2 separate regions of the Homo sapiens genome follow, and region 1 is linked to region 2. Evidence: chromatin loops called from intact Hi-C (ENCODE). Cell type or tissue: heart right ventricle. All regions are shown on one strand. Links, peaks and the distances in the headings refer to the core of each region. The heading gives the core; the rest is flanking DNA.

The links. A loop is a pair of places that touch in the nucleus more often than their neighbours do. Peaks named below come from ENCODE experiments on the same cell type or tissue, not always from the same donor. Only the 100,000 strongest peaks of a DNase experiment are listed, where the experiment ranks them.
Region 1: it touches region 2 in a loop (6-fold over the local background); 91 of 110 quality-filtered maps call a loop at or near these places.

Annotation. Positions count from the first base shown.
Region 1 is chr11:100,921,346-100,937,718 of GRCh38, reverse strand. It overlaps ARHGAP42 (Rho GTPase activating protein 42), which reads right to left. Exons shown (of 24, transcript NM_152432.4): 6 at 16,115-16,225; 7 at 4,459-4,563; 8 at 1,387-1,516. It overlaps SNORD13I (small nucleolar RNA, C/D box 13I), which reads right to left and starts at 3,445; the gene lies at 3,341-3,445. RefSeq lists an enhancer at 11,701-11,760 and a silencer at 14,787-15,081. In heart right ventricle, for the core only: CTCF peaks have their summits at 7,137 and 7,337 (motif pointing right); no DNase peak of the experiment used is centred there.
Region 2 is chr11:100,565,499-100,581,871 of GRCh38, reverse strand. No RefSeq gene overlaps it. Among named protein-coding and RNA genes, the nearest start is that of ARHGAP42, 110 kb to the left of the region's middle. In heart right ventricle, for the core only: CTCF peaks have their summits at 5,066, 5,265 (motif pointing left) and 6,287 (motif pointing right); no DNase peak of the experiment used is centred there; H3K4me3 peaks cover 341 bases.

The DNA.
Region 1 (16,373 bases), core at 5,843-8,342, 350 kb before region 2:
ACAAAGATTTCAGCAAGTGTGTAACACCTAGAAAAGTATTCAAGAAATAAAACATAATCAGACCATAATGAATAAAAAATCCAAGGATGGTACCTCCTCTACCACTTTCACGTTTACTGCCCTCACTGGCAACAAATTCTTCCAGTTGGACAAATATTTTATTGGTAGAAAATGTGAGCTCCTCTCAATGTACTGTCACATGAAGGCTCTCAAACCTGTACAAAATCATTTAAATACTCAAAAATTTCCTTAGAGTCCTTTCCAGGCTTGTGTAAAAAACATAACAATAAAAAAAAAATAAAAATTTCCTTAGAGTCCTAAGTGAAATCTATATACCCTACTGACAAGCCAAGGGATTGGTAATTTTTCATGAACTGGGGGGAGGGTAAAAGCTACTTATTATGCGCTAACTATAGAGTACCCAGGCAGATCACTAGTTTTATCATGTTTAGATATGAAAACAGTAGACTGGCCAAGGTAGGTAGTTATGAGAGAGAAACATTCTAAAACCCAGATCTCTTGAGCCAGTGTTCCTCTATCATCAAGTCCATGCAGTAATAAATGTTTGCAGAGTCTGCTGGATCAAATCAAATTTGTGTGTGTCCTGCTCTCCAACAAATGAGCATCACTTAATCATGTTGCACATACAGTATATCAAAAGCCTTTCACATTGGTCCACGATGGGCTGGAAACTCACACACAACTGTTTCTTCACCAAAAACAGCACGAGAATGATGCCTTAGGGCATATCCGGTTTGAAAGCGTGAATGTAGTCAAAATAGTCCAACTAATTCCACTTAATGACAAGTAACATGCACAAAAAACTCCAGTTATACAAGTCCGAATGGCTTTTTAATATTTTTGTGAGAAAAATGTCCTTAGTGTGAGGCAATTATAATAGTGCTCTATTGGCTTTGGTACTTATTTCCGAACCTCAGGAAGTAAAGAGCGCCAATTTGACATTACCATGATTACCAATTATATGCCTGAAAACTGACAGGGCACAAAATTAAATAAAATAATGCTGCCAGAGGGTAAAACTATTATCACAGTCACCAGGATGATTCATGTCAGTAAAGGCTTTGGCTTGCAATTTTCCATGAAACTTTAAGTTGAGATTAAGTATCACAATTAAATGCTAAAACTGAACGCATGTTATGGTATGAGTGAAGACTGTAAGTCCCAAGTTCAACAATATGCCAACTTAGATATCCTGATGGCAAAATGCGGAAAAACGTCCTCACTTTGGTTGTGGTGGGGGGAAAGTAGATATAAAGCTATAAGAAATTTCAGTCCTCCTACTTGAAGGAAATACTACTAACCAAGTCACATCTCATGATCGTGGCTAAGTCATAAGAGACGTGAAATTATGTCTTTGTGACTCACGTTTCTCCTGGACATACAGATAGCCTTCCATCGTCCACTGGCTGGGTGGTCTGTAGTCCTGGTTAGCAGATTTCATCCTTTGCATCAACCGCTCTACCTCTTGTCGAGTACTTTCAAAATTATTCCTTGTCTTAAGTAAACAGAAACAATAATTTCAGTCATTATTTTCTACCAAGTTTCAGCAACATCCAGACTAATATTTTGTTTTGCTTTTATTTATTTTTGAGACAGAGTATCACTCTGTCAACCAGGTGCAATTATGGCTCACTGCAGCCTTGACCTCCAGGGCACAAGTGATCCTCCTGCCTCAGTCCCCACAAGCAGCTGGGACTGTAGGCACACACCACCACACTGGCTAATTTTTTGTAGAGATGGGGTCTTACATGTTTCCCAGGCTGGTCTCAAATTCCCGGGCTCAAGCAATTTGTTCACCTCCCAAAGTGCTGGGATTACAGGTGTGAGCCACCTGACCGGCCCAGAAAAATGTTTCAAAACTGCAAATTGCACAAAGATGACCTTGATTCTTCTGGCAGTATTCACCACATCTATGTCTTTGTGATGTTGGGTCCCAAGGTCTGAGTTGAACTGATTTAGTGAAAACTTGTCTGAATGACCTTCTGCATGTTTCTCTTTGAATCTCTCTCTCTCTCTCTCTGTGTGTGTGTGTGTGTGTGTGACCTTCTTCCTATTTTCACACTCTAACATTATTACTTAGGGGGTAAACTATGGCAATTAAAAAAATATAGGATGCACTACATAAAATTTGAATTCCCTAAATACCTAAGGTAAAAAACAGATACATAGGGACTTAGTTTCTTTTGAGGGAAAAAAACAAAATAAATTCATATACTTTTGATACATGTGGCATAGAACAAGTCAAGAAAAGAAGTTTGTTACCACAGTTCCAAAGGCTATTTTTGAAGAAACATCACGTAGCTTGGTTTACTAGCAAAGGTATTATTAAGAGGTGAGTGTATAAATTAACTCATAAAAATCAATAGGTTTCCAAGTTCTAACTTCTTCTGTTGCAAGAAATAGATTACTCACTTTAAATCAAGTTTATTTAAGCTATAGGAAGAATCAGACTTTTCTCTATGAATACCTCTTTTGCATTACCTCACAAATATGTTTCTGAAGATACAATAATCACTACCACCTAAATCTAAGGAGTTTATTCCCCATTTTAAAAAAAAAAAAATCTCAAAATTAGGAAAATTTTCTTGTCACTTTCACTATTTTTGTCTTTCAAACATAAGGGTCTAATTTTTTTTTCTCCAATTCCTTACTTCTCTCCTGTTCCTGAATCCTAGGAATCTTAATGTAATTTTATTTAATGTGGAAGTAAATCATAAAAATACGTCAGCTTTTATAATTTTCGCTTTTAATAGTAACTGTAAAAGCCTAAATACATTCCATATGGAAAAACAATAGAATGAATTAAAGGTGAAATTGATTCTGCTAGAAAATCTAAGTCAAATAAAAGCTAAAACTCAAAACACAAGGGAATAAATCCCCTTACATATTTCTTATGGGACATTCTAACTCTGTAGTTTTATTTACTGGACATTTCCACAACAGCAAGAACCAGATAAGCAGAAAAACATACACTTTGTAGAAAATTAAGTGAAGGTTTTCCAAATGATTTGGGCTATATAGTACTTGGCAGTCAGGGTTTCAGTTATAGTAAAACCTCAACAATTAAGACATCATTATTTGTCAGGTTTGATAATGTGAAATAGGTTGGCTCAACTTTTGGGTGTGTTTTTATTTCAATGCAAGTGTTGCTCAGCATTTGAACATCAGAATTTGTATAGCTATGCAATCAGAGACTAAAAGGATTCATTAGACAACTTTACAAAATAAATTCTGATAGAAATAGGTGGCCTGTATGGAAATAATTCTCACTTTTAAAAAATTTTTTATTTTGTATTTATTTTTTCTTATTTTTTTTTCAGGTTAGACGGGTAATATGCTGAGATTGTAACAAGGTTCAGAGGGTGGCATGTCTCACACACATGCGTGAACACCCAAACATCATGCCCATGAACTACAAAAGGATCTCTCACTTATGTTTTAAAGCAGTTATTTTGAATGCCTCGAAACCACATTCAAACCTGTTATTTGAAAATAATAAACAGCACATATTTTATATTCAATTTCAGAGAAAGATGAGATCTTTGTTATTAAAGTACAATCCTTCATTTCACAAATAAAGAAATTTTGCTGTCTTAAAAAAGAGACTTCTCAGGCTAGGCACGGTGGGTCACACCTGTAATCCCAGCACTTGGGAGGCCGTGGCGGGTGGATCACCTGAGGTCGGGAGTTCGAGACCAGCCTGACCAACATGGTGAAACCCCGTCTCTACTAAAAATACAAAATTAGCCAGGTGTAGTGGTGCATGCCTGTAATCCCAGCTATTTGGGAAGCTGAGGCAGGAGAATTGCTTGAACCCAGGAGGTGGAGGTTGCGGTGAGCCGAGATCATGCCATTGCACTCCAGCCTGGGTGACGAGCGAAGCTCCATCTTTAAAAAAAAAAAGACTTCTCTAAGGTCTTATTTCCTTATTTCCAGTATTTTCTTTTCTAGTTTTCTTGAGGTATAATTGACAAATAAAAATTGTATAGTTAACATGTACAATGTTATGTTTTAATACATGTATACATTATGAAATTACCACAATCAAGTTAATTAATATATCAATCACCACAGTTACCATCTGTGTATGCTGAGAACATTTAAGACCTAAACTCTCAATAAATTTCAAGTATTCAATACAGTGTTATTACCTAGAGCCACCATACTGCAAATTAGCTCTCCAAACTTACTCATCCTGCATCACCCAGTAAATTAACAAGAACACTGGATGAAGGCAAAAGTTAATAAACTTTCAGGTGTCTCCAACTGGGTAATATTTATTTTTATAAAATTTGCTAGTATAAATTTTTCTAACTAAGATTAGGGTTTTGTGGGTTGTATTTTCCACTAGCAGCTAGAAAAAAATTGTAATTAGTTGCCCTGTGAAATCAGATTTGCAGATTTGCTGAGAGACAGTAAGAACAGGTATACTCTTACATTCTGCAAGTTGAACTGCAGCTGTTGCTTATACGGTGCAAATTCCTGGGCAAGTTCATATCCCTCATGGTAAAAAGTAAATAAGCCCTGAAGAAATGACAAAAGCTGCAAAGATAAAGAGATAAAGAAACCATGAAAATGTGTTTTAATGATCATTTAATGATATAAAATAGGGAGAAAATTATATTTCATTATAATTCCTCAAACTAATACATTTTCAATGGCTTTGGCAAGGCAGGCAATAGATTTACGATTATAAAACAGAAACCACAAAAGGATTTTTATTTCCTTTTTGGTAGACAGTAATTTAACTTTTGAGGCTGATCAAGGACATTTGTCATGTTAACTATTCTGCTATTCAAATGCATTGAAGAAATATCCAGAAGAGACCACTAAGATAACGACTAAAGTATAATAGCATAGATCCCACCCTGGAAGAACTTCTAATCAAAACAAGGGGATAAAAGATGTGCAACGTAAGGAAGACCAAACCAGTAAATCACAGATAAGAAGTACCCAAGGGAAGGAATGAGAATTTGGCCAGATGAAATTAAGAAAAAGTATCACAAGGTGGCAGTACTGATTTGAGTATTGAATAGACAACATTTTAGCAAAGGAATGGAAAGAACATAAAACAGGGAAGTGGTGAGCAAAATCATTGAACTAGATAACACAGGTTTTTCATTTCAGAGAAAGTGAAATCTTTACAAAGTCATAATTTCTATGATCTTAACCTTCTAATCTCAAATTCATATGTGTATTTATGTTTTTATCCATAAATTAAGACAGGCTCTCCATGGAATTACAGGACACAGGTTATATGGAACGTTATATTGGAAAAAAAATTTAAGCATTTTCATTTCATTCACAGGGATTTTATTTCACAGACTTGTCTCCTAACCTAATCTTTCCCACAACCTCTTCCTGCAATAAAGTTAGAAAACATTTTTGAAAAGTCACTCATAATGTATCTGTAACTTATTATTTTAAATTAAGGAAGAAACACAATTTGAAACCATTTTCTCATGTAAATAACACGCAGCCACCTTCTCTGTCTGGGTAGGTAGGGAGGATTCAGCTAAGCATCAACTGGTTACATGTGCTATGATTTCCAACAGATAAACACTGGTTCTATCTGAAAACAATGACCTCATGCTTTTCTTCCTACAAACAAGTCAAGTTAATACAAAGTCATATTCATTTCAGAAAACATTTTCAAACCATTTTTGTTGTTATATTTTAAGGACCTTTCTTCTCTTGTTCAAACAGTCCTGATATTATACCAAAATGTAGCATTTGCCCTTTTATAATTATTTTACACTGTCAGTTTTACATCAACTAATACTTATTATCAAACCTAAATATTCAAGATTATCTTAAAATGATGCTATATTTGTCAAATTATCCAATAAAATATATAGTCTACCTGAATGCATATACTATGGCACAAACAAAACTGCAGCTTAAATTGGATCAAAAATACCTTTAATAAAGGTTTGCATGTTTAGATTTAGAGCCTTTCAGAGAGAAAAGAAAACATTTTTGAAATATATAAAACAGTAGTCTTCTGAACATCCAACTAACAGATTATGAAGTTGCTAAGGAAGTATTGTTTCATGTTTTACCATTTATAATTAATCCACAATTAAACTGTCTCATTACAAACTGGATGCTATACAAAGCAGGTGCTACTTTGAAATCATCATCAGTATAAAAGTTAATTAAACTTGTAAAGAAGATTTTAAGAATATCTGTGATAAATCTTTCTATAAAACAACGAATCCCCTGAGATCCAACTTTTCTAATATTCTTGGTTTCTAGAACATGGAAAAAAGACAAAACACACTGATATTTTCAGAAGCATGAAGTAAACCATTCAGAACTACACCTAGAACATTGCTAAAACTTCTAACAAATGGTCAATTATGATTCTTCAGCCACATAAGTTTCCAGTACATTCAAATTGCTATGCCATGGCTTGATGCTCCAGTCCTAAAGTACTAATACTAATCTGAAAACATGAAATCCAAAGCACTCCAAAATGCAAAATTTTTAGAGCACTGTCACGATACCACAAGTGAAAAAATTCCGCACCTGATACTTTTGCTTTCTGGTGGTTCAATATATACAAACTGTGCTTCATGCACAAAATTATTAAGAATATTGTATAAAATAAAATTATCTTCAAGCTATGTGTATGAGGTGTATAGGAAACATAATGACTTTCATGTTTAGACTTGGATCCAATTCCCAAGGTATCTCATTATGTCTACGCAAATATCCCAAAATATGAAAAAAATCGGAAACACTTCTAGTCCTAAGCATTTTGGATAAGGAATGTCAATGTGTATTCTATTTCAAAAGATTAGACATCTGGAGAAGATGCTGGGTGCGCTTCATGGAACTACCTGTGAGACACTCCCTCATGTGAAGGGCCACTTCATGCTTGCAGATTCACTGAACCACATGTGGGTCGTCCTAACCAAAACTCTTACGGACGTATTTTGACACAGATTTTGGTAAACCAATATTTCCCACTAAACTCTGCTTTTAAATTCTTAATCATGTTCTAAAAAATAAGATCCTGGTACCTTCATCTTATTCATATTATTCTATATCCTCAGCATTTTATATGCAGCCAACTTCAGTCAAGAGGAAAATAAACCCATTGGCAGCTTCTAGCAGAATTCAGATTCACTTAGTAGCAGACAAATACCTTTTAATCTCACAACGCATGCTGAGCACCCACTAGGAAATGTACAATCCTATGGAAGGCACATAAGAATTATATACAAAAAAATCATACACCTTTTCCTTTTTATTCCACATCTTTGGAAGCAGCATTTGGGTTTATTGAAGATTGCATTATGAAATACCTGCCTCTAGATGGCAGCAAAGTTAAACGTTTTTATCGGTTTGAACATATACTTGTTCATTTCATCCTCTACAAAATTCCAAGATGTGAAATGAAAGGAACTGAACAGGACAGCCTGAAAAGCTTTAAGAATTGCACTTCCCACATATCATTTTCTTTGGTGAATCTGCCTGAATGGCTGGGATGTGAGGGAAAAACTATGGTTTCAGTTTACCCTAAAGTAAATTTGACCTTTAAAATAATAACAGTAACCGTAATAACAACTACAAACTTCTAGATAGACGGAATAGGTTTGAATACTAAGAAAGTTCCTTTTATCACTGACGAAATCTCATATAGCACTTTATTATTCCCAAGGGTATAGAACCAAATTACTTGTCGCTCCAATAACCCAACCAGTTGGAAAAACTGATACCATACTTAACAGATAAATAATCTTTTAAAATAACCCCATTACAAGACAGAAAAGGAACAAATATTCAAAATTAAAAACTCGTGCTTCATGTACACTGTCATGAAAATTGAAAGAAAACTCACAGAATGGGAGAATATATTTACAAAAATCATTTATCCCATAAGGGGCTTGTATGCAGAATATATAAACAACTCATAATTAAATAATAAAAAGACAAATAACCTAGTTTAAAAATAGGCAAAGAAATTGAATAGGCATTTCTTGAAAGAAAATATATGAATGGTCAAAAAGCATTTGAAAGATTCTTATTAGTCATCAGAGAAATCGAAATCAAAACCACAGTGAAATCTAAGTTCAGCTCTCTAGGATAGCTAGACTCAAAAAGTGAGATAATAGCAAGTGTGTGTGAGGGACATGGAGAAACTGTATCCCTCATATATCACTGGTGGGAGTGTCAAGGGGTGCAGATATTTTGGTAGTTCGTCAGATGGTGAAACATACAGTTACCACATGACTCAGTAATTCCTCAAGAGAGAGAAAAACATGTATCTACACAAAAATTTGTACATGAACGTTTATAATAGGGGTCCCCAATCCCTGGGCTGCAGGCCAGTAAAGGTCATTTGTGGCCGGTTAGGAACCCAACTGCATGGCAGGAGGTGAGACCTGGGTGAGCTCTGCCTCCTATCAGATCAGTGCTGGCATTAGATTCTCATAGGAGAGTGAGGCCTATTGTGAACTGTGCCTGCGAGGGATCTAGGTTGCCTGCTCCTTATGAGAATCTAACTAATGCCTGATGATCTGAAGTGGAACAGGTTCATCCTGAAACCCTTCCCTCCTCACCAATTTTTTCATGGAAAAATAGTCTTCCATAAAACTGGTCTCTGGTGCCAAAAAGGTTGGGGACCGCTGGTTTATAACATTATTCATAATAGTGAAAAGGTACCTATCAACTAATATTTGGATAAGCAAAATGTGGTCTATCCATACAATAAAATGTTATTTGGCCCTAAAGGGAAATGAAGTATTGATGCATGCTTTCAGATGGATGAACCTCGAAAACCGCATCTGAGTAAAAGAAGTCAATCACCAAAGGGGCCACGTATTACACAATTTCATTTGTATGAAAGGCCCAGAGTAGGCAAATTAATAGAGACAGAAAATAATTAGTGGTGTTTCAGTATTAATGGTTGTGGGGTATACTGGGAATGATACCTAAAGGATGTGATGTTTATTTTTAAGGTGATGAAAATGCTTTAAATTTTTTTGTGGTGATCGTTGCACAGATCTGTGAATATACTAAAGTTCCATTGAATTGTATAGTTTAAATGAGTTGTCTGTATGGTATGTGAATTGTATCTTTATGACTTTTTTTTTTCTTTTTTGAGACAAGGTCTCACCCTTTCACCCAGGCTGGAGGATAGTGGCATGATTAGAGTTCACTGCAGTTTTGACTTCCCAGGCTCAAGTGATCCTCCCACCTCAGCCCCCAAGTAGCTAAGACTACAGGCGCATGACACCATGCCCAACTAATTTTTGTAGAGGTGGGGTTTTGCCATGTTGCAAAGACTGGTTTTGAACTCCTGGGCTCAAACAATCCTCCCGCCTCGGCCTCTCAACTTGCTGGGATTACAGGTGTGAGCAACCATGCCTGGCCTGAAGTTGTTTTTAAAAAATAAAAATAAATACTTCCCAAACACAAAGCACCATAAGGCACTATAAGAAATCAAAATGTTATATAGTTCCATCCTTCATATTTGGCCATCTAAACTTCTAAGAAGATTAGAAAAGTAGGGCAAAGTCAAGGCATCAATTTTCACACTGTAAAAGTGTCAGGCCTGTGAGTTAAATCTGTAGTCTTTGCAATTCCCTGCCTGGAGGAAACTTAGAGATAAACATCTTAAAGGATACCTTCAAAATGACTACAGATTGCTTTAAGTCTAATGCATAGATGTGCAAAGGAGTTCATGGCATGAAAACGAAAGCATATATAAATCGAATCAAATAAATAATGAGAAACTTGAAGATAAAAAGAGAGCCAAGAATGGAAAGTGGCCAGTCAATGCTGGCCTGGAAAAGACTACTTTTAAAATGGGAGGACAGAAGCACAAATGAATGAATGGACAATTACGTGCACTGATTAATAAAACAAAGCCGTGGCCATGCATCGCCTCAGCACTGAAAAGCGTCATTGGAATTCCTGAAAAGATGGATTTGTAAGCATTCAAGAGGATGGAATTCAGATGAAGAGGCCTGAGGTACACTTTCCTGGTAAAGGAACAGAGGCATTGACAATAGCCAGCTTATCTTTACAGCTCAATTGTAATAGAGAAAGTACTGTCACCAGCAAGCTGATAAAGCCCAGCAGAAGCTACATGATTGATTTCTACCAAACACATAGGATGCAGTTTTCTTACTTTTACAAAATTCTGTTCACTAAGTTCTATCACAAATTTCTAATTTTCAATAACAATACCCTGAACTTTAGATTTATCCAAGGACCATTACAGATTTTATTTTTACTTAAAAGTTTTGTTGTTAAATTTTTAAAGAATGAATGCCCTTAGATTTTAAACAGGATAGAAATTTAACCTTTAGTCCTACAGAGTTTCGAAAAACAATGATGCTAACCTTATTTTTTTCACTTTTACTAAATTAAAGCTAACTGATTACGTTGAAAAAGAAAAACACATCAAAATGTTAAACTTTCAAAAGCTGCTCATCTATATACTAGCTGATGGACTTTTAAAAAAGACTTAGCCAGTAGCATTTCAATCTCAAAATTATTTAAGCTTTTTAAATTTAGAGACTCTGAAAAGTATTTTATAGTATACGTCTTGATAATAACAAGCTATAACATGTTAGCAAATTAGGCAAATTTTCTTCAGCGAAAAAATTTAAATTGAATTTAGCAGTCCAAGGGAAGAGCATCAAAAGCACTATATTTTAGCTTATATATGATGATTTATTTTCATTTTCTGCATTAACTTTAAACATTAATACAGAAAGACTATAATGGACTCTAAAAGGAATACTGTAACATGAAAATGCTATTACAAAACTTACTCTAGGTGTATATTTAGAAGGCTAAAATTAAAATGTGTTTTTAAAAAAGCCACACAGGGCTTTAAAGCCACAACTAACAAAGGGATTCATAAATGTTGTTTTCATATCTAGCAATCATAGTACAGGTGAGGTACACACTGGCTGGTGCCTTATTGACGCTAATGAAGTACCAGGTACAAGAGCTTTGTGCATTACCTGTGTTGGTTGATCCTCACCGTGATCCTGGGAACTACACATTATTTTTGTCTTCAACATACAGATAAAAACCTGAGGCAGAGCATTTGTAAAGTGTGCCATATTTGCACAGCTGTAAGATGTGGAGCCAAATTCCATCTTATTCCAACTCGTTAAGCTATTATACTTTCTGTCTCTGCTTACCAAAGGTAAACCTCTTATTTTCTTCTAATTTTAAGGAATTAATATAACTACACTATATAATTTTCTAATCGTCCATTTTATTTGGCCAGAGCAAATATTATCAGGAAGGATTAATCTCTGTAGTTAAGTGTCCACTGAGGAAGTGGTACTATGCCATGACTTCAGATTTGGGTTCTGAGTTCCTATCTGCCACTTTAGGTTTGTGGCCTTAGGCAACCAACAATCTTTCTGTAACTTAGCTTCTTCATCTAACAACTACTTCATAATAATGCTGTTATGGATTTACGTGAGCTAACACAGAGAAAACACATAGCACATAGTAGTTGCTCACAAAACATCAGTCCAACTAAGTAGGCTCAAAGGACATAAATCAACACACACACAAGTTTACAGCTGAATGAATCATAAGGCAGATGAGTCATAACAAGATTCCGTTTTCTAAGCCACAAACCTTTATGTACCATGAAATTCTTCTGAGACCCCTGGGCTCCTCCACAACTCTTATTTAAGCTGTTTGTGTTCAGAGTACTTCTAGAACTGCTTCTTCTAATCCATAAACATTCTCATAACTTCGGGCAGCTCTGAGCAGTAGGTGAATATTATAACCAAGAGTCAGGAGATGTTTCTCCCTCCCTGATCTCTTTCCCCCATCATAGACCTACACTTGCGTACCTTGTTGACACATCTGAAAGGATGAGCCCACTGTTCAAGAGACACATAATATGAGCCACAAATGCAAGCCAATGTGTAATTTACTAGTAAATATATTTAATTTTTATTTATTTTTTTGAGACAGAGTCTCACTCTGCCACCTAGGCCGGAGAGCAGTGCCATGATTTTGTATCACTGCAACCTCTGCCTCCAGGGTTCAAGTGATTCTCGTGCCTCAGCCTCCCCAGTAGCTGGGATTACAGGCACCCACCACCACGCCTGGCTAATTTTTGTATTTTTAGTAGAGATGAGGTTTCACCATGTTGGCCAAGCTGGTCTTGAACTCCTGGTCTCAAGTGATTTGCCTGCCTCAGCCTCCCAAAGTGCTGGGATTACAGGCGTGAGCTACTGTGCCCGGCTAGTAAACATATTTTAAATACTTTAAAAAAACAGTGAAATAAATTTGAATAATTTATTTTAATACAATATATCCAAAATAGCATTTCAACCTGTAATCAGAGGTATTAATGAGCTATTGCCCATTTTTTCATACTAAGATTCTGCAGGCTGCTGTTGATTTTATATTTACAGCACATCCTAACTTAGACTAGCTGTGGGTAATTGCTACCATACAGAATGGTGGGTCTAGAAATCAACAGTGAGCTATAATCCCTTTCTATATAAAATATAATAAACTGGAAAAAAGATGGCTTATAGAGAACTGAGTTTAAAAAGCTGATTTCAGGCCAGGTGTGGTGGCTCACGCCTGTAATCCCAGCACTTTGAGAGGCCAAAACAGGTGGATCACCTGAGGTCAGGAGTTCGAGAACAGCCTGGCCAACATGGTGAAACCCTGTCTCTACTAAAAATATAAAAATTAGCCAGGTGTGGTGGTGCACACCTGTAATTTCAGCTACTCGCTCAGGAGGCTGAGGCAGGAGAATCACTTAAACCTGGCAGGTGGAGGTTGCAGTGAGCTGAGATTATGCCACTGCACTCCAGCCTGGGCAACAGGGCGACACTCCATCTCAAAAACACCAAACACAAACAAAAAAATTGATTTCAGGTATGCTTTTAAAACAATAACACGTAGCTTATTTATAAATAATACATGAATGTCCCCTTTTAGTTCATGTGTCAGACCTAGTTTTTCTTTAGAATAATGACAGTGTAGGATTATTTATTTATTTATTTCCTTATTTATTTATTGAGACAGAGTGTTACTCTGTTGCCCAGGCTGGAGTCCAGCGGCGCGATTTCGGATCACTGCAACCTCCATCTCCCAGGTTCAAACAATTCTCGTGCCTCAGCTTCCCGAGTAGCTTAGATGACAGGCACACACCCCCATGCCCAGCTAATTTTTGTATTTTTAGTAGAGACGGGGTTTCACCATATAGGTCAGGCTGGTCTCGAACTCCTGACCTCAAGCGATCCACCCGCCTCGGCCTCCCAAAGTGCTGGGATTACAGGCATGAGCCACTGTGCCCAGCCAGAATATTTATTCTTAATAGCACATGAATACTGTATAGAAGTTTTATGACAAGCAGTAAGATCTTGATATTGATTAAAACAATGTAAAATAATCTAAAAAATACCATCATAAGGTAAGAATATTATTTCATGAATCACTATCCCCTGTTCATATTTTCTTTTGGATATCTTACAATCTGTAGAAGATAGATCCCATCCCCAGGCCATTTGCTTTACTCTAATGCTTATTTGTTAAAATAATCTGGGCTAAAACTAGAATAGACTACTAGATTTCTGCAACATGCAACAGCAATGCAAACAAGAATTGGATTTCTAAAGAATAAAACCGGCAAAAACATTAAAGTGTTTTCATGTCTTTTTATGTTTATAGCTCCTGGGAGCTTTGGTTTACTACTTTTCTCCTCCAAATTAATTTGTAAATGCATAACCTAAAGATTGACATACATACTCATGCTTCATTGATCCCATTTCTATTCTCATTGTTCAAATGGATATTAAGTACAACTCCATGGATGAGACTCTGAGGCTAGAAATGAGGATGAGACCAAACTGACAGTACTATTTGGTTTGGCCAGATGCTCTACTAGGAAAAACACAGCAGCTGGGAAAATATTTTGGAAGAAGAACAAATATAACATCAATTTTGACTGTGGTGTCATAAGAAAGGCATGCATGACAGAAGACTTAACAGGACATCATAGCTTCGGATAAGGTAAAAGGAAGAAAACACATTTCAATTGAAAGGTGGCTTCTACTTCTCTACTGTATTTTTACAGGAATTCATAAATTCTTGTCATTCCTTCTGCCACCTGTGAACGAACATTTTTTTACAATCTCCTCTGTATACATCTGATGTCATCTTACAGAATGTTCTAGTTCACTATTCCCAGATAGGATGGGCTATAAAAGAGACTTAGGGAAACAAGTGACTCCCATATCATCTTCCAAGAGGAATAAAGGGATACAGATGTGAAAGGATTATTCCAGGTGTGAGAAGAAACAACAGCACAGCAGATCAGCACAGTGTCTGAAGGAAATGGGAAGATACAAGGAAGGAATATGCAGAAAAACTGTCAGAATTAATGGAGTCTCAGATGGTTTGGTGTCAAGAAGAGCTGAAATTCAAAAATCCCAAGGTGCAGGCCCTAGGGAAGTAGTTTGCTAGCAAGAAGCGAGGCTTCAAAAACCATGGTGGGATTCTGGGGTGGGACTTAGTCAATGGGAAGGTGAACAGGAACCATAAGTAGTGGTCATCTTCCTAGAATAGGAAATGTTAGGCTGGCTAGTTGTCCATGAGCCCCAGATGAGCTTCAGAACATTCTCTAGGTCATATAAAGTTTAATCAGATCCTTAAAGGGTCCACTATATAAGAGGATAATGCTAGGGGATTTAAGGATTAAGCTGTTTGGTAAACAGAACTTGAACTTCAGTTTGTTATTCTAAATAAAACGTAAAAGTTAAATCCCTGAGCCTGAGTGGTGGTCTTCAGTTCCTTAATCTTTCTAGCTGGAAGCTGGTCTTGCAAATGTGCCTACTGCCTAGTTTACAGGAGAGAGTCAGTAGGCTCCAAATAAAGGAAGAGGTCCTGGAAGCCAGGTTGGGCCTGATAACAGTCCCCAACCTCTGCTCTGTCTCAGTTTTCCATTATCTTTAGGGGATAGCTGGTGGATTTCCATTAGAAAATGATTTATGTGAAATGTATTTTATAATGTTGCCTTCCTTTCCCTCTCCTTATCATATCCACTAATATAGAAACAGAGTATTTTATTTTTTATTATGAATGGATTTTTTAAAGGACTTACATAGGAAGAAAAGAATGGCTTAGATTAGATATTTGATTACTTACACATTTATTAACCCTATCCTCTGATCTCATGGGAATTGAAGAATGCAGACAACAGATCACCTGACTCTAGAGCAAACCTTTATTCATCATACATGTCACTTTGTCAAGATGCCTATTTAGGCAATATTGGAACACATTAGGGTATCACTTGAAAAAAATGCTAAAAAATGAAATAAGCTTATAAAGACCAGCCACCTGTTCTTTTCTGTAACGCGGTTTACATTAGGAAATCCATTACATTTTACACTGACTTAGGAAAATAAATGACTTCATAGGAAAGTCAAGCAGATCCGAGCCCTGTGAGGAAGGGGAGCACAGAACAAAGGGGAAAACAGAGCCGTTGGTTTTCCCTCTCCGTCTAAACATTTGCTAAATGGGTCACTGTACTGGTGAAGTGTATTCATTCATCTATAGATAATGCACATCCTCTTTTTAAAAAATTTCTTTAATTAATACACTTTATTTTTGGAGCAGTTTTAGGTTTGCCAAAAAATGAGTGGAAAGAATGAAGTTCCCTTATGCCCTCTCAGCTCACCTGTCCCCCACCACCTCTGCACCCCCCTCCCGCCAACAGCTTCCTCTCTTATTAGCATCTTGCATTTCTGTGGTACATTTGTTATAGTCGATGAAACAATGCTAATACATTAATATTAACTGAATCCATAGTATACATTAGGGCTCAGTTTTTGTGCTACACATTCTATGGGTTTTGACAAACATATAACGGTATTCTCACCCATCACTACTCTATTGTACAAAAGAATTTCACTGTCCTACAAGTTCCCTGTGCTCCACTTTTTCATCCCTTCCCACTCCCCTTTTATTTTTATCAATCATAATTTTCAAGAAAAATTATATATTATAGAAAAAACAGTGTACTTTTTTTCCATAGATTGTTTTGAGCCCACCATTTATACAAAAATCTGAAACTTACCGGTTCAACAAATTCAAACTTCTTTTTTTCTTGGACCTCTTGAATTTTAAAGACATATTCTAATGATGCTTCATAGAAGTTCTGATGTTCTCGGTCAATTTGTGTATCTGCCTAAAGAGAAAAACCAGAGGGTGATTACTGATGGTTCTACATAGAGAGGGACTCAATTCCTGCTCTGGTATCTTTATTAAAAAGTAACTCCTACAAAAAGTTTAACACAGCACTTATTATAGTCCTTGCCTACAGGAGCTTATAGTGT
Region 2 (16,373 bases), core at 4,294-6,793:
AGGGGGAAAACTTAGGAAAGATAAAAGGCAATGAAGAGAAAATTCAGGAGAGAGGGAGCACATAGCAGTAAGGAAAGAGAAGAGAGAATCACAAAGGCTGGCATTTTGATTAGTTTTAGGCATGTTAAGATTGCCGGAATGGGAGGCATTAGCGGGGTCATAGAACTTGATGTCCTGGGGGGAATGCAGGCTCAATGCCACATGGTAAAAGGACCCTCATGAGGTTGGTGGGGGCCTTCCGCAAAGTCATAAACAGGATGTGGTGAGGAAACATTCACTGTCCTCCGAAAGCTGGAACTGCTTCAAGCCTCAGTTCCAACTGTGACTCCTCCAGGATGCTCTGTCTCACATGTCCCGGCAGTAAGCAAACATTTGGTTCATAAGGAGGCTGTGCAAAGCAATGTGATGTGGTAATATGCTTGACTGGCAAGTAGTTCCACTTTTGTGTCTCAGTTTCACATTTAAGGAAGTGTTCTGGGCAGGAGACCCCTGAACCAGTCAGCAGGTCCGGCTGGAGTTCCACACAATACCAGGAATGGTGCCCTGTGCAAACCCAGTGCCTCTGTAAGAGTCCAACCCTTTGCCTCTGGGTCAGTCCAACTAAAACGACAATTTTGGCTCAAAACAAAAAAGCATGTTACCACCTAACTTTGCTAGTTGAAATGAAACTAGAAAAACAGCCTCAAAACACAGGTAATTCTTGATTCATCTTTTTGTTTCTCCTGAGGGAATTAGGGTTTCAATAACTATATTATTTCTGTCCTTCTAAATGGGATATAATAAAGTTATATGATTTTTTGATTATTTAAGGTTCTGATGCTGTATGTATCCTTCATTTTGCCACAGTTATCTGAGGTGCTTTGATGAGGTACTATCTGTCAGGGAGTGCTATTTGAATCATCTTTGTTCAGGAATAGGTAAAACTGTAATGACATTATAAAACTTTTTTTTTAAAAAGCCACCAGGCATAAGAAAATGTTAATGCTTTTAATTATATGCTCTTAAAAATATTTTGTATGTAAAAATAAAATTTTGTTTATGTTAGATGTTTTTCTTAAAGTTTTTTTAACAGCTGACAACAGTAAAAAATAATGGGGAAGCAGAAGGGGTATATTTAATATTAATTGTGATACTAAGTATCTAAATGATAGCTCCACCATAAACTTCCTTCCATCTCTTTGACTCTGCCCCATCTGCTCATCACTATATAAGGCTTTCTGCCTTATATTCCACAGGACAGGGAACATATCTGGTGTTTTGTGGTATGCGTTTCCTATACACCACGAAAGACATTGCCCACCCCACAAAAATGTTCATCACACACGCACACACACACACACACACACACACACACACACACACATACACACATATTCAGGAGATTCATGCCTTGTGTCATCATCCTGTCTGCTCAAATCCCATCCTTAGGCTTCCACATTAAGTGCCCCTATTCTATAAGCAGGCATTCACTATAGAACACCAATCAATGCGAGGGACTGCTTTCATTATCTTTGCATCCCTGCAATGCTTAATGCCCAGCCTGGGATGGAGAAGGCATTCAATCATATTTGATGAGCTACACTGCCTGAAAGATGTGTGGCTTTAATTAAGGGTGTGTAGGGAAGAAGGTAGGAGTCTTAGGCAGTGGGTTGGTGGGAGAATGGTGGTTGAGGTGAGAACTGTTTAAGTAAAGGCCGGATGATTATACACAGAAGTTTAGAAGTTGTTTTCTCGAAGATCTCAGTCAACTGGAAAGACTAAAAAAGAAGCTTTTTTGTTGTTGTTGTTGTTGAAGAAAGAAATTCTAAATTTCTGAAGCTCAACCCTGCTTGTGATGTCTCATTTTATGTGAAAATTTGACTGGGCTAAGGGATGTCCAGATAGCTGGTAAAATATTATTTCTCAGTGTGTCTGTGAGGGTGTTCGTGGAAGAGATTAGCATTTGAGTCAGTAGACTAAGTAAAGAAGATCCACCCACCCTCATCAATGTGGTTGTGTACCTTCCAATCCCTTGAAGGTCAAAATTGAGCAAAAAGGTGGAGGAAGCATGAATTTTCACTTTCTCCTCTAGAGTTGAGACATCAATCCCCCTGCCCTCAAACATCAGACTCCAGACTTAAGCCAGTGACCCCTCCACTGCTGGTTCTCAGGCCTTTGGACTTGGACTGAATTATACCACTAGCTTTCCTGGTTCTGCAGCTTGCAGATGGCATATCATAGGACTTCTTGTGTGAGACAATTTTTATAATAAATTTCCTCATCTCTCTCTCTCTCTGTATATATATACTTATATATATATATATCAAGTACATATATCAAGTATATATATATATATACTTGATCTCTATCTATCTATCTATCTATCTATCTATCTATCTATCTATCTATCTATGTATCTATCTATCTATCTATCTCCTATGCTTTTGTTTCTTTGGAGAGCCTTAACTAATACACTGCTGATCATAGGAAAATATTGTATAAGCTCAGAAACCAAAGGCATGTCTAAAGAGTGATGTGAGTGAAAGAAATACTTCAAGGAGTGTTGAGACATAGAGTAAACCACAGAAGTGTCAGGACAATGACTACTGCCTTAAACAGTTTGCATGCGAAGCTGGGTCCCCTCATTGTTCTATAGAGCAAGGCAAGGCTTTCAAGGTAGTGGGTCCAGAATGCAGGTAATGCAGGGATCATTTCTTCCTAGGCAATGGCACCAGGTGACTCACTCCATAGCCCTCTCTGGTATTCCCTGGAGGAACAAAAACATGCTGCATCTGTGTAGAATTTCCATCCACAGTATTTCAGTTGAACCACTGTCAAGGTTAGAGGGAGCGCTGGCCTGCTTTCTCTGTAGCTCGTCTCAATAGGAGCTAGTGTGCTCAACTGGTGCCAAAAAATGAATTCGTGATGTAGATGACTAAAATAAAGCTGCTTGTGAAAAGCTAGTTTATACGCTGAGACAGAAACATAGTCTTAGCTGCAATTGTATTGACAGGGAAAAAATAAACAACAGAATAAATCATCAAATAACACTTGCTCCTTCTTTCTTCTCTACCCAGCTTTCCTTCTCTTTCATGCTCAACCCATGAACTCTTTGTGAGTAGTTTATTTTACCAAAGAAGTTGTTTGATCAACTTGGAGTAGATCAGCTGAAAATAAATGGATTTGATCGGGAGATGAGTGTCAAGAACTCTTTAATTTGAAAAAAGGAGGTTGGGGTGGTATTCACCATGGGGAGGGAGGAAAGACGTCATAATTTTGAGATATTCACTTGGCTTCCATTTCAAATAAAGTTAGTCCGTCATTCTCACACCAGTTGAAGGTTAAAAATCACTCCAGATTTTTTGCTGCTTACCAAATATAGCCTAGATATGTCAGCTGAAGGCAAAATAGGGTCAGATCTTCTTACAGGTTCTTTCCCTCTAGGAGATTATGAAGGAGAAATCTATTTTGTAACTCTCTAAGTAAGGCAAAGGACACATGATACCGATCTACTAAAACAGGCAATTTTAAATCTGAAAGGAAAATAGCTATAAGTTCTCCACCCTAATGTGTGGGATTATTTCATCCTTTGTCATGATACAAATATCTATGATATTAGAGAGGGAAGCTTGGTCTGAGATGTTATTCTCTTATCAAAATATGGCTCATCATCATTGAATCATAAGTTGATAAAATGCGATCTAAATAGTTGTTAGTAATCAGAATTTGGTTTTCCTTTGGCTTAGTTTTTCCTATCTGGTTTTGGTTTTATGGTCACCTTTCCAGCTATGAGCAAATGCTTAAAAAAAAAGATTAAGAAAATAAAAACACTATTGTGAAATATTGTTCAGTCTTCTAAATATACAGATTGTTCAGGAAATTGAGACTGAAGTTTGATATTATGCTAGAGACATATGCATTAAATACCAAAGCAGCACACAGACATAAAATGAACACATTTCATTCCTGAATGCCTGTTAAAGAAAAAAAAAATGATGATTCCCTCCCACACTGATACTCTGCAACAGTATGAGAGAGAAAGATAGAGAGAGAGAGACAGAAACAGAGAGAAGTGAGAAAGAGAAACAGAGAGAGACAGAGAGAGAGAGAGAGAGAGAGAGAGACAGAATGAGAAAGAATACACAAATTTACTGGTTAGAATGGCGAAGAGATTGGAGCCAAGTTCTTGTGGGTAACCATCAATCCCTTTATTTCCAAAGGATCATCATATTCTCCTTCATCAGATCTCATCTACCATGAAACAATAAAAGTAACTGATCTCTGTGTCCACCTTGGTTGCCTCCAACTTGGGACCATGGAGTGTATTCCAGGTCTGTTGGTCATTACATGAAAGTGATAATAGTAATAATGATAGTGAACATGTATTAAGTGCCAGCTGTTGCATTAAGTGCATTGTAGGCATTATCTTTGGTCTGCACAGCAATCCTCTGTGGTAGCCTGTATTATCATTGCTGCTTCATTTAGAGGAAATCAAAGTTGGGGAGCTAAAAGACTTGCTTTAGGTCACAGAGTTAGTAAAAGGGTGGAACAGGATTTGAAACCACGTTTGTATGTCAGCATTTATTCTTTAGCCTCTATCTTTATAGTCTGAGGCAGGCACATACCAGGGAAAAGAAAACTACCTGGAAGGGCTGCAGCATTTCCTCTATGTTCTGATTCCCCCCTCTTGCTGTGCACACCCCATCACTGCACTGTTTATTATGGCCCATTTCCTCATCTGTCTGTCTACTTGTCTCTCCCTTCTACTAGGCTGAGCTCCTTGAAGGTGAATCCAGAACACTGATGTATCCTGACACACAGTAGGCACTTAATACATCATTGTTGGGTGACATATGCTAAAAAAATGACAGACTGGGTATTTATAATAATTAAGACCATAGCCTTGCCCAGCTAATTCTGTATTCATTCTCAGATGTTCAGTAGTTTGCAACTGCATACCGACTTTTAAAATATAGACAGGTGCAGCTGAAAATACAATTTGATGCATAATTGCCACTACTATACTTTGCATTTGTAAATTTAATTATAATTACAGAATTAGCTATTGCATTGTATCGAAAAGGAGTGTTTTAATTTAACATTCTAATAGGAAGCGTATGCATATTTACTAAGTTCATTATAAAACTATCATCAAGTAATTTTTGAATATCTGTGCCACAAACACTATTAGCTCTTTTGATGGAAGATGTTGTAGTGTTATTTTAATAGAGGCTTGTTTTACTCACAGTAACACATTGTACTTAGCCCAGTCCTCAGATGCCCTCTAGTGTTGATGCATAGTAAGTAAGCAATAAAGTAAGTGAAAATAAAATAGATGTATCCGGCAGCGGCCCTTTTGTAATCGATGATCACATCTCTTCTGACTTAGCAGACACATCAAATATAAGGAAAATAGTTTGAATGTTTGCTTTGTCATCCTGAGTTAATATAACCTTTTAGAATGTTTCATAGTATTAAAAATAACAGTAAAATAACACATATGTGAATGCATATAGAATCATTATATTATAGATAACAATGCAACAAACATCTATGTACTAAAGTTCTGGCTTAAGAAATACAAAAGAAAATAGAACAATAGAAGTAGAAAAGAAAAGCACTCAGTTTTTGTTTCACTTACAAGGTCATTAAAAAGATGATGTCATATTACCTGCAAAGAAATAGAATAAGAAAACTCATCCCCACATGAATAAAATCAGTCCTCAGCCTTGTTAACAAATATGTTCTAGCCAGTTTATCAAACCAGTAAATCTTACTAAGAAAAAAGATTAAAGACTTTCATAATTCTTTGTACATAGTGAGCACTCAATAGATATTTATTTTGTACTCGGTAAACAATCTTATGCTAATAAGTCTTGACTGAGACTTTTAAAAGATATCCTGGGGGGAATAAGAGTTTCCATAATGTTGAAAAACTAACATCATCTGTTTGTTTTGAAATTAAATTATTCCAAGGTCATCTGTGGAGGAAATTATTTCATTCACATTCTAAAAACAGAAACAACTATTTTAAAAATTCACTGATTTAAAAGTCTTTCATTCTTGCTATCATGACTGTTTCTCATAACTTCATCAATTTAGACTACTTATATTTCAGAAATATTTTATTATTTTATTGAAAATTGATATTAAAAACCCATTACCCTGAATTTGTATAAGACTATATTTTAATGGCCAACATCTCAAATTCACAGTCAGATGACAGTTTCCTCTTTGTCAATAGAAAATGTAGTTCTGAAATACTCAAAAACACACAGAAACAACTCAACATGCTTTTCCCACAAGATGTCACTGTGGTACCTATGAAATACAGTCATAGATGTATTTATCTTTCCATGACCTTATTTTTTAAGAAATGATCAATTAAAAAAGATTCACATATGGATAGATGATCCTGAAATTAAATACACACAAAATAAGTAAATTTATAGATGTTCAATATCTACTACTTATGCATGACAGCAAACATATTTATTTGGATATATATTGAAATCTTAACTATATGCATCCAAAGGGAATATAAAACTGGCAATCTAAGAATATATGCAAGGTTGTAGTCAAGATTATTCATTCTTAGACAAATACCATAAAATATGACATGTCACTCACAGTGAGACTCACCTCACCAAGTATGTGATACACTTATGGGTGGTTACAGATTGTCTAGATATTTAATATGCATGATTTTTGATTGACTAACAACTGGCAAATTTGCCTGTGCTTGCTTTCTGTTTTAAGTGAGCCTGAAGTTAAGAGCCAAGCAGTCAGATAGACCAGAGTTCAAAATCCAGCTCAGCCACCTGTATAACCTCTGGCAAGTTAATTAAACTCCCTGAGTCTGCTTTCTAATTTATAAAATGGGGATGGTAATATCTATCTCATTGCAGTTGCTGGGAGAGTAAATCGAGACAATGCATGTAAGGCACCCAGCACAGAAGAGATACTCAATAAATAATTGTTGTCATTATTAATTCCAAGAGGGAAGTGTTAATTAGAATCAGATTTTAATGTTTGATCACAGGCCTTAGCATATGAAATGCCTGAGTTTGGTTTACAGATATGGAATTCCTGTGTAATATAATTCAAGCATATACAAACATTTAAACACTTGCAATAACTGATATTATATAATTACCTCTAATCAAGGTTTTTTTCTTTTCTTTTTTCTTTTTTTTTGAGAGAGAGTCTCGCTCTGTCACCCAGGCTGGAGTGCAATGGCACGATCTCAGCTCACTGCAACCTCTGTCTCCCAGGCTCAAGCAATTCTCCTGCCTCAGCCTCCCGAGTAGCTGGGATTACAGACGTGTGCCACCATACTTGGCTAATTTTTGTATTTTTAGTAGAGACGGGGTTTCACCATGGTGGCCAGGCTGGTCTCAAACTCCTGACCTCAGGTGATTTGCCTGCCTTGGCCTTCCAAAGTGTTGGGATTACAGGCATGAGCCACCATGCCCAGCTTTTTTTTTTCTTTTCTTTTCTTTTTTGTAAAATCAATTATTTGTTTGAAGAGTAAACACAAGTCTGGCCTTGCTTTTTGGAATGATTCTCTTCTGCTGGTTACCGTAAGTGAAATTTGACTTAAGTTTGGCAGCTGCGCATAGTTAAATATCATTTGGCCAATTGTTGGCCAAACTGGGGGATTTCCTCTCATCCTCTTGTGTTAATCCCTTCATGTTGTATTGTATTGTTCTCCTATTTTTAAGCCTTCAGTAGCTCCCCAAGGCTCTGAGGATAAAGTACAAATATGGCAGACATCTGCAGCTTGCCCAGTCAGTGTAATCAGCCTCAGATGTTACAGCCGGAATGTTCTTGCTACCAGCTCATGAGCTACTCTTAAAAAATGAGGAGTCTGAGAGCCAGGAGCCTATAATAACTTGCCCAAAGTCGTGCTGCTCCTAAATGACAGTGCTAAGACTAGAATCCAAGTGTTCTCACTCACTGGCTCTAGTCCTAAATGAGGAGGACACCTTAATCCCAGAAGAAAGGGTTGTTTTCTTCAACTCAACTGCTGTTAAAGACCTAAACCAGATTGGGCCAATGAGGAACTGCAGAGTAGTACTTGCTCATCCTAAGCAGTTGGCTTATGCCAAACAGTAAGATGTTTCAAAGGTCATAAGAAATCCTTTTTGTTTGATATGTCCCATCTATTAAAATTAAAATTTTATTTTTTTCTCACAAGTTTTGAATGGGACAACTAAGTAAAATAAAATAGTATAACATTGCTAATCATTTCTACAGCGTGAGTTGGTTTGTGGACCACTCTGAGGTCTACAGTCCTTTCATGCTGATGGGGACTCTGTGCTACACTAGAAGCAGCAGAGACGTGTTGCGGTAGACCTTTGCTTCTCAAAAGTGTGATCTGCAGGCCAACAGCATTCGTTTCACCTGCCAGCTCATTTGAAATGCAGAATCCCAGGCTTCACCCAGACTTCTTCTTTTTTTTTTTTTTCTTTTTGAGGTGGAGTCTTTCTCTGTCGCCCAGGCTGGGGTGCAGTGGCGCCATCTCAGTTCACTGCAATCTACGCCTCCCAGGTTCGAGTGATTCTCCTGCCTCAGCCTCCCGAGCAGCTGAGATTACAGCCATGTGCCACCACACCTGGCTGATTTTTGTATTTTTAGTAGAGACGGGGTTTCACTACATTAGCCAGGTTGGTCTCGAACTCCTGACCTCAGGTAATCAACCCGCATCAGACTCTCAAAGTGCTCGGATTACAGGCGTGAGCCACCGTGCCTGGCCCTCACCCAGACTTCTTAAATTAGAAGCTGCATTTTAACAAGATTCCCAAGGGATTTGTGTGAACACTAAAGTTTAAGGAGCACCGTCTTAGGCACTACATGAAAGAGCCCCATGAAAGCAGAATGCTGTTTGGATCCTGTCTTGATGCTCTGGCGGATTTTGCCCCAGGAAGCATGCAAACTCCTTGGCACAGCTATTTACATTAATTTGGGACTCTAGAAATGATAGTTTTCTGTTCCTTTCTTGGAAAATTATTGATTATAGCTTGTTTAACAAGGCAATAGTTAAAAAATAGCTGGACAAAAATATTTCATTGCATTTTTAAAAATGATAAAAGAAACTTACATCCATTGAGGACAATTTAGCTGGTACATGTAGAAAGAAGAAAAACCATTTGTCAATACAGACTGACAGCCACTATTCTTACATCTTTGTGTATTACCTTTCTGTTACACATGCACACACACATGCATTTACTTAATATTTTCTTTTCTTTTTCCTTTCTTTTTTTAAGACACGGTCTCACTCTGTCGCCCATGTTGGAGTGCAGTGATACAATCACGGCTCACTGTAGCAGCTTCGACCTCCTGGGCTCAGGGGATCCTCCCACCTTAGCTTCCCTGGTAGCTGGGACTACAGGTGTTCACCACCACACCCAGCTAATTATTTTGTATTTTTTATAGAGACAAGGTTTCGCCATGTTGCTCAGGCCGGACTTGAACACCTGGGCTCAAGTTCTCGGCTTGCTTTAGTCTCTCAAAGTGCTAAGATTATAGGTGTCAGCCACTGTGCCCGGCCTTATTTAATATTAATATCAATAAGTAATACATTCACATGGTTCAAAAAAAATAACAAGGTATAAAGTTTTTTTGTAAATTTCTGTACCCCACTGCTCAGTTTTACCTTCAACTCCAATAGACAACTACTTATTTTTTGTGTATCATTCTGAAGATATTTTTATGCATAATGAAGTACGAATATTTATACTTTCCCCATTTTAACACAAGTGCTAGCTTTATTCTAAACAGTTTCTCACCACACATATATCTTTTTACAACTATTAAAAGGTCTACAACTATATGTTATGTAAATTGCTTTTTCACTTTTTATTTTACCATAAGCATTTCTCATGTTTTTACAGAGTTTTCATAAATGTCATTTGAAATGACCAGATAGCATTATATTGTGCATATTTACAATAATGTACTTAAACAGTAGAAGTTGCTTTTGTACTCTGTAACTCTTTCACTCATCTCCTTACACTGCTGGACTGGAGGTATGACCTTTTAATAGTTGTAAAAAGATATATGTGTGGTGAGAAACTCTATAGAAACTGCAGTGTAAGGAGATGAGAAAGGATTAGGTTCAGTTAGAGTTGCAGAACTACATAGAGAAGAACATGATTCTGGAAGAGCTGGAGAATGCCCATTCTTGAGGAGCGGTGGGTGAGGATAGCAAGAGTCAATGATTTTCCTCTCACCGTCTTCCAATCCAGTCCAATACTAAATTCAGTGATGGAAAGCCAATTAAGAGGGGGTTAAAGGGAAATTGAAGCTCAGATTATAATGTGATAGATTCTAACTGGAAGAGAGCCTCAGAAAGGACCTCAGAAAGGGGATGGGAGGGGTATATATGTATATCTATCAAATATCAAGCTAAAATAAAAAAACTTGGAGGGTGCAGTTACAAAGAAATATAATTGCGCTCTCTCACTCTCTCGAATGGTCCATAGCAAATCTGCAACTCTGACCCATTGTAAGTGGGAGTTGACTTACTCTGAAAATATTTCCAGAGGCTCTACTGCTGTAGGTAATCCAATCAGTATCTCACTCTTTAGATTTCTCTGTTATTAGTAAGATACCAACATGCAATGGCCACCAAACTCAAGAAGACAACGTAGTTAGCCCAGAAGCCATTCTTTACAGGGCTTCAGGGAAAAAAGGAGCATCTTATCCCCACCATGGGTAGATGAAAGTTTTCTCAAAATCTTTTCTCACCCCTTACTCCAACTCTTGGCCACTCCCAACTCCTTTATAGACTGGAGGTATATGGTTAGCTACAGGATATAAAACTAATTCTTGGCCACTTGTTTTACAGTTCACAGTTTGATGGTCTTGCACCAATACTTTCATATGCAGATGTGATCAAAATAAAGTTAAATTCAGTCATTTTTGATAATTGCCAGGTACATGCATGTATAACTAGTACACATTCAAATTTGTAGCAGTTTTAATATAGTTGCTTTTTAGAACCTCAAATACTGAGAAACTTATATGATATGTTATTCTAGGAACAGTACTAGCCTGGAAGGGTCTTGAATTTACTTGAATTTTATTTTTATGGCAAAGGATTTGCATGTTCTTGGAGATTTAAAATTTCAGCTTGGAGGTGTATTTTTTTTCCCCCCAGAGAAAACCATCCATATTGTTTTCTAGAGAAATAAGGAAATGAAATGCCACCAGTGAGAAAACCATTTAGGTTGGAGATTTTGTATGTATGTGTACATTGTCGTCTATGAGATAATTCTATGTGGAAAATGTCATTTTGGAATTACCTTTTTATGTTATGAAAGAGTGAGAAGGAGAAAGATAAATAATTGACCATTGCCATTTTCAGTTTCTACTGCTTTTTCTTGCAAGCAGATACAATGCATAAATACTAAATGTTTATACTAAAGCTGCTTCTTGGCAGATGTGGATTATATTCTAATGGGGTACATTCAAAGAACATCACCCAAATCACTCATTTATTCTGCATGTCCTAAGCATGTCTCGGTGCAGCTCCACTGCACTGTCATGTGCAGGTTTACACAGCTCTCTGTAATTGCTAGTTTGCTCTTTTAGCCCGGGATGAACTACACATTGAGCAAATCTCCTATACAATTCAGCTTGAATGAATTTATAAATGAAGCTTGGAGTATTTGTTGTCTAATATAAAATAACCCTTTGGTTTACAAACGGTTATCATGAATGTCCTTTACTATTAAATCGTCCTTTATGTAGTTTTAAAAATTAAATGCACACAAGATTGGTCCAAACACACGTTTTCAGTAGTGGGTTTTCCTCAGAGCATGCCAGTGGTGGATACAGAGTTAAGTTACCTCAAGTAACTTACAGGAAGTGGAGGAGTCCAGAAGTGGGGAACATTAGCAGTCCTATTCCTGAACAAATGTGAGTCTAGACTTGTCTTTGAGGATTTGCAGAAGTAGACAGGAGGAGCTTTTGGGGTCCCACAGGAGCAGATAAGAGACATGAATAGACAATGTTTGAATTAGTTCAGCCCTTGTGAAAAGCAGTTTGGAGATTTCTCAGAGAACTAAAAGTAGAACTAGCATTTGACCCAGTAATCCTATTACTAGGTATATATCCAATGGAAAATAAATTGTTCTACCAAAAAGACACTTGAACTCACATGTTTATTGCAGCTCTAGTCACAATAGCAAAGACAGGGCATCAACCCAGGTGTCCATCAACCCCAGGTGGATTGGATAAAGAAAATATGACATGTATACACCATGGAATGCTACATAGCCATAAAACAGGATGAAATCGTGTCCTTTGCAGCAACATGCATGCAGATGAAGGCCATTACCCTAAGTAAATTAATGCAGAAACAGAAAACCAAACACTGCATATTCTTACTAATAAGTGGGAGTTGAACACTGCGTCACACAGATACAAAAATGGGAACAATAAACTCTGGGGATTCCAAAAAGGGGAGGGAGGCAAGGGGGCAAGGGTTGAAAAACTACCTATTGGGTACTATGTTTAATATTTGGGTAACAGGATTATTACATGCTTAAACTTCAGCATCAGATAATATACCCATCTAACAAACCTGCACGTGTACTTCCTGAATCTGAAATAAAATGAAAATAAAGTCAGAAATAAAAAAATAAAATATCTGAACAAGTAAAAAAATTAAAACAAAAATATTTGCTACTTAATGTTATTATTCTCTCACTTTTCCACATGTGTGAGTGAGGAGGAGGAGGAACTGGGGATATTTAGGACATGTGTCTTAAAGATTTTCTTTCCCTTTCATTCTTATTTCTCCACCAGAATAAGTTGCTCTTTAAAACATGTCCAGATCTTGCAGCTTGGTTAGGCTCTATAGAAAAGAGTTATAGAGAAAAAATGCCATCACATAAAGCACATGGAGAAGAACAAGCCATGTCTTGATCTTGTATGAAAAGTGAGGGAAAGAATTAATGCTCCTTTAGGCTTCTTAAAGGCAGTGACAATATCCTATTTGAATTTTTATCCTCACAGGTGGCCCTTCAGTAAATGTTGCTTAATAAAGAATGACTAGAATAAAAGGGCACACAGCAGACAGTCTGTTACTATTCTAGGTCTCTGATGTATAGCATCGGTTTCTCAGACTATGATATCCTGTAGGGCCGAGAGCACCTTCATTCCTTTCTAGCCCATATTTCTCCTCCCTGCCTCTGGTGCCTCCTTCCTACCCTCAGGTACCTAGGAAGGATTGTATGCCCACTCAGAGGTTGATAAATGATTGTCTAGGATGATCAGTTTAGAGTTACTTATTTATAACTATTATAAATGTTGTTGGTACCATTTTACTTTTGAATGTTAAAAATTGCATAAGACTTGTATGTTCAATTTAGCAGTGTAGAAAATAGATAAAAAGAAAATCATTCACTGTGGCACTAATTAGAGATAGCAAGGTAGATATCTCTACAAAAATGGGATCACACTGTACATACATATTGTTTTGTGTCCTGTTTTCTCTCTTTGTGACAAACTACAAACATCTTTCTTTGTGGTGTGATTTTAGTAGTGGTCTATTAATGTAATGTCTTTCTCATACGCTCCACTCTAACCAAGATTAATCAGCTACACATTTAATTAAAAAAAATAAAATGGATGCTTCTAATGAATCACTACCATTTATTATGCCTCCAGGATTCATCAAACAGTGTCAGTTCTGCACGTGATATAGGAAAGGAATGGGTTCACCTCAAGAGGGAAATTAAGTTTTAAAATCCAGCTAAAAGTAAGTGAAAAAGTAGCAAAACCTCGAGGGAAAGCTGAGCATTAGCAGTAAGAAAGTGACACATGGAGAAAGAGGGCAGGTACAGCTCTCATTCTACCCTGCCCCTGAGAACCTGGGGAAGGTGCAGAGAGGCCCTAGTTTTGTTCCCTTCCTGTGTAGAGAAGGATCAGGAGCAGGAAAGAAGCAGCTCCTCCCAAAACTCATTCAGGGAGATTATTTGGGTTTCAAGAAATTAGTGGCTATTGCCCTCACGGCACTCAAAATCAGAACCAGTCTGATATAAGTTTATTCACCCAGAGAAGGTGGTGCCCTGCAGAGAGCTGGCTTTTCAGGGCATCGTAGAGCTGAAGCAGAGAGGCTCCTCAGGGACAGCCTGCTATGGACTTTGTTTTTTCCCTCCAATCCCCATGATGATGTGGCTTCATTGGTGGGATTTTGATTTAATAAAGAGAGAGGCTTTTTTTTTTTTTTTTTTTTTTTGAGACGGACTCTCCCTCTGTCGCCCAGGCTGGAGTGCAGTGGCGCAATCTCGGCTCACTGCAAGCTCCACTTCCTGGGTTCACGCCGTTCTCCTGCCTCAGCCTCCCGAGTAGCTGGGACTACAGGCGCCTGCCACTACGCCTGGCTAATTTTTTGTACTTTTAATAGAGACGGGGTTTCACCTCGTTAGCCAGTATGGTCTCGATCTCCTGACCTCGTGATTTGCCCGCCTCGGCCTCCCAAAGTGCTGGGATTACAGGCGAGAGGCATTTTTAAGTGTGTATTTTGGTATATTTGCAACTACCGTCACTATCTAATTTCAGAACATTTTCATCACCCCCAAAAGAAGCCCTGCACCTAGTAGCAGTCACTCCTTATTCCTCTCTCTCTGCAACACTGGCAACAACTAATCTATAGATTTGTCTATTCTGGGTATTTCATATAAGTGGCATCATATAACATGTGGCCTTCCGTGAGAGGCATCGTTCACTCGGCATAATGTTTTTAAGGGTCTTCCATGTTATAGCATGTAACAGTACTTCATTCCTTTTTATGGCTGAACAATGTGTGGATATATCCCATTTTGTTTATTCATCAGTTGATGGGCATTTGAGTTGATTCTACCTGCTGGCTATTACGGATGATGCTACTTTGCACATTCGTGTACACATTTCCATATGAATATATATTTTCAATTCTCTTGGAGAATCTGATGTGTTTGAATATTTCTTTAAACAAAAATGCATGAATTTGGGAGCTTCATATTTTCTGCTCAGTTTTTCTGTGAACCTAAGACTACTCTAAAAGTCAAACCTATTAATTAATTATTTTAAGTGCACAGATTATTAGCTTTTAGTGAGATGGTGATTTAAGCATGCTTGTGAAAGGACAATAGCACACCAATAATTTGGCTTTCTCAATGCCAGTCAGAGTGACCAGCAGCCCCATAGTGAAGGCAGGCATGAAAAAAAAAAGCCGGGACAGGAAATAGTGCATTTCCTTTTGGTCTATGTGGCACCTGGCCTCCATTAAGTTCTTATCCTTGGCTAAATAAAATGGAGCATTCAGTGAGCATAGGAAGGGGTATGATCTCTTGCCCCATATGGTAACCTGGAATGCTGCAGGTAACATTCTTTCCTTTAAAATAATATAAATGATAAAATAATACAGGTTGATTTGATGAAATTAGGAAACATAGATGAGCATAAAGGAGAAATTAAATTATTTTCATGTAAATTACAGATAACATTGTTAATTTTTTTCAAAACATAAAATCAGACAGTATAGTTTGTGTTCTGTTTTTTCTCTCACTAATGAACTGTGAATATATTTCAGAGGCATCTATTTAGAAATATCTATTAATGAGATATTGTTCCTTTTTTATGTTCTGCTGTAACCAAGTTTAATCATATTAAGATTTTTTTTTTCTTAAAAAAGTATGAAGAGCAATTTGCTTTCTGGTCCAAAGTAGGCACTTCCATTTATCTTATCCTAGGCTCAAACAGTGCTAACCATACGTGAAGCACAGAGAATTGGACTTAACCGAGAGGGACACGCTGACACTTAAAAATAATGGTAGGCCTGCCTGGAAGTGGTAGGGAAAACTCATGAAGAAATGGAAAACCTGGAAGGGAGAGTTTGGTTTTGTTACAGAATGAAGAGATAGAAAAAGGGTGTCTAGGGTTTTACTGTGGTGAGAGGTTACTGGAAGCCTGGACATTTTGAAAGATGAAAAAAGGAAAGTCCAGAGGAGGGGCTTATGGTAAGGGATTCCGAGGTCCCACTGCGGAGAACACCAGGCACCCAGGCTGTGCCAGTGACCAGAGGTTCATGGACGCCTGCTGGCATCAACAGAGAATTTATTTGTGATCACAATTATTACCAGATTTGATGTGCTGTTTCAGAGGTAATATTTTACCATCAAAATTTGAAAATTATCCATAGCATATGTTGATTTGAGAGTAATTAATAAAGATAGATAATCAAAATGATAATAAATACCATTTATTTTGTATCTTAAGGAAGTGTAAAGATATCTCTTTTTATAAAAATGAGATGATAAATTCTTACATTGGTGTACTGGCTTTTCTCCTACAAATAATCTATAAATGTCTTTTTGGTAGCATGGATTTTGGGATGT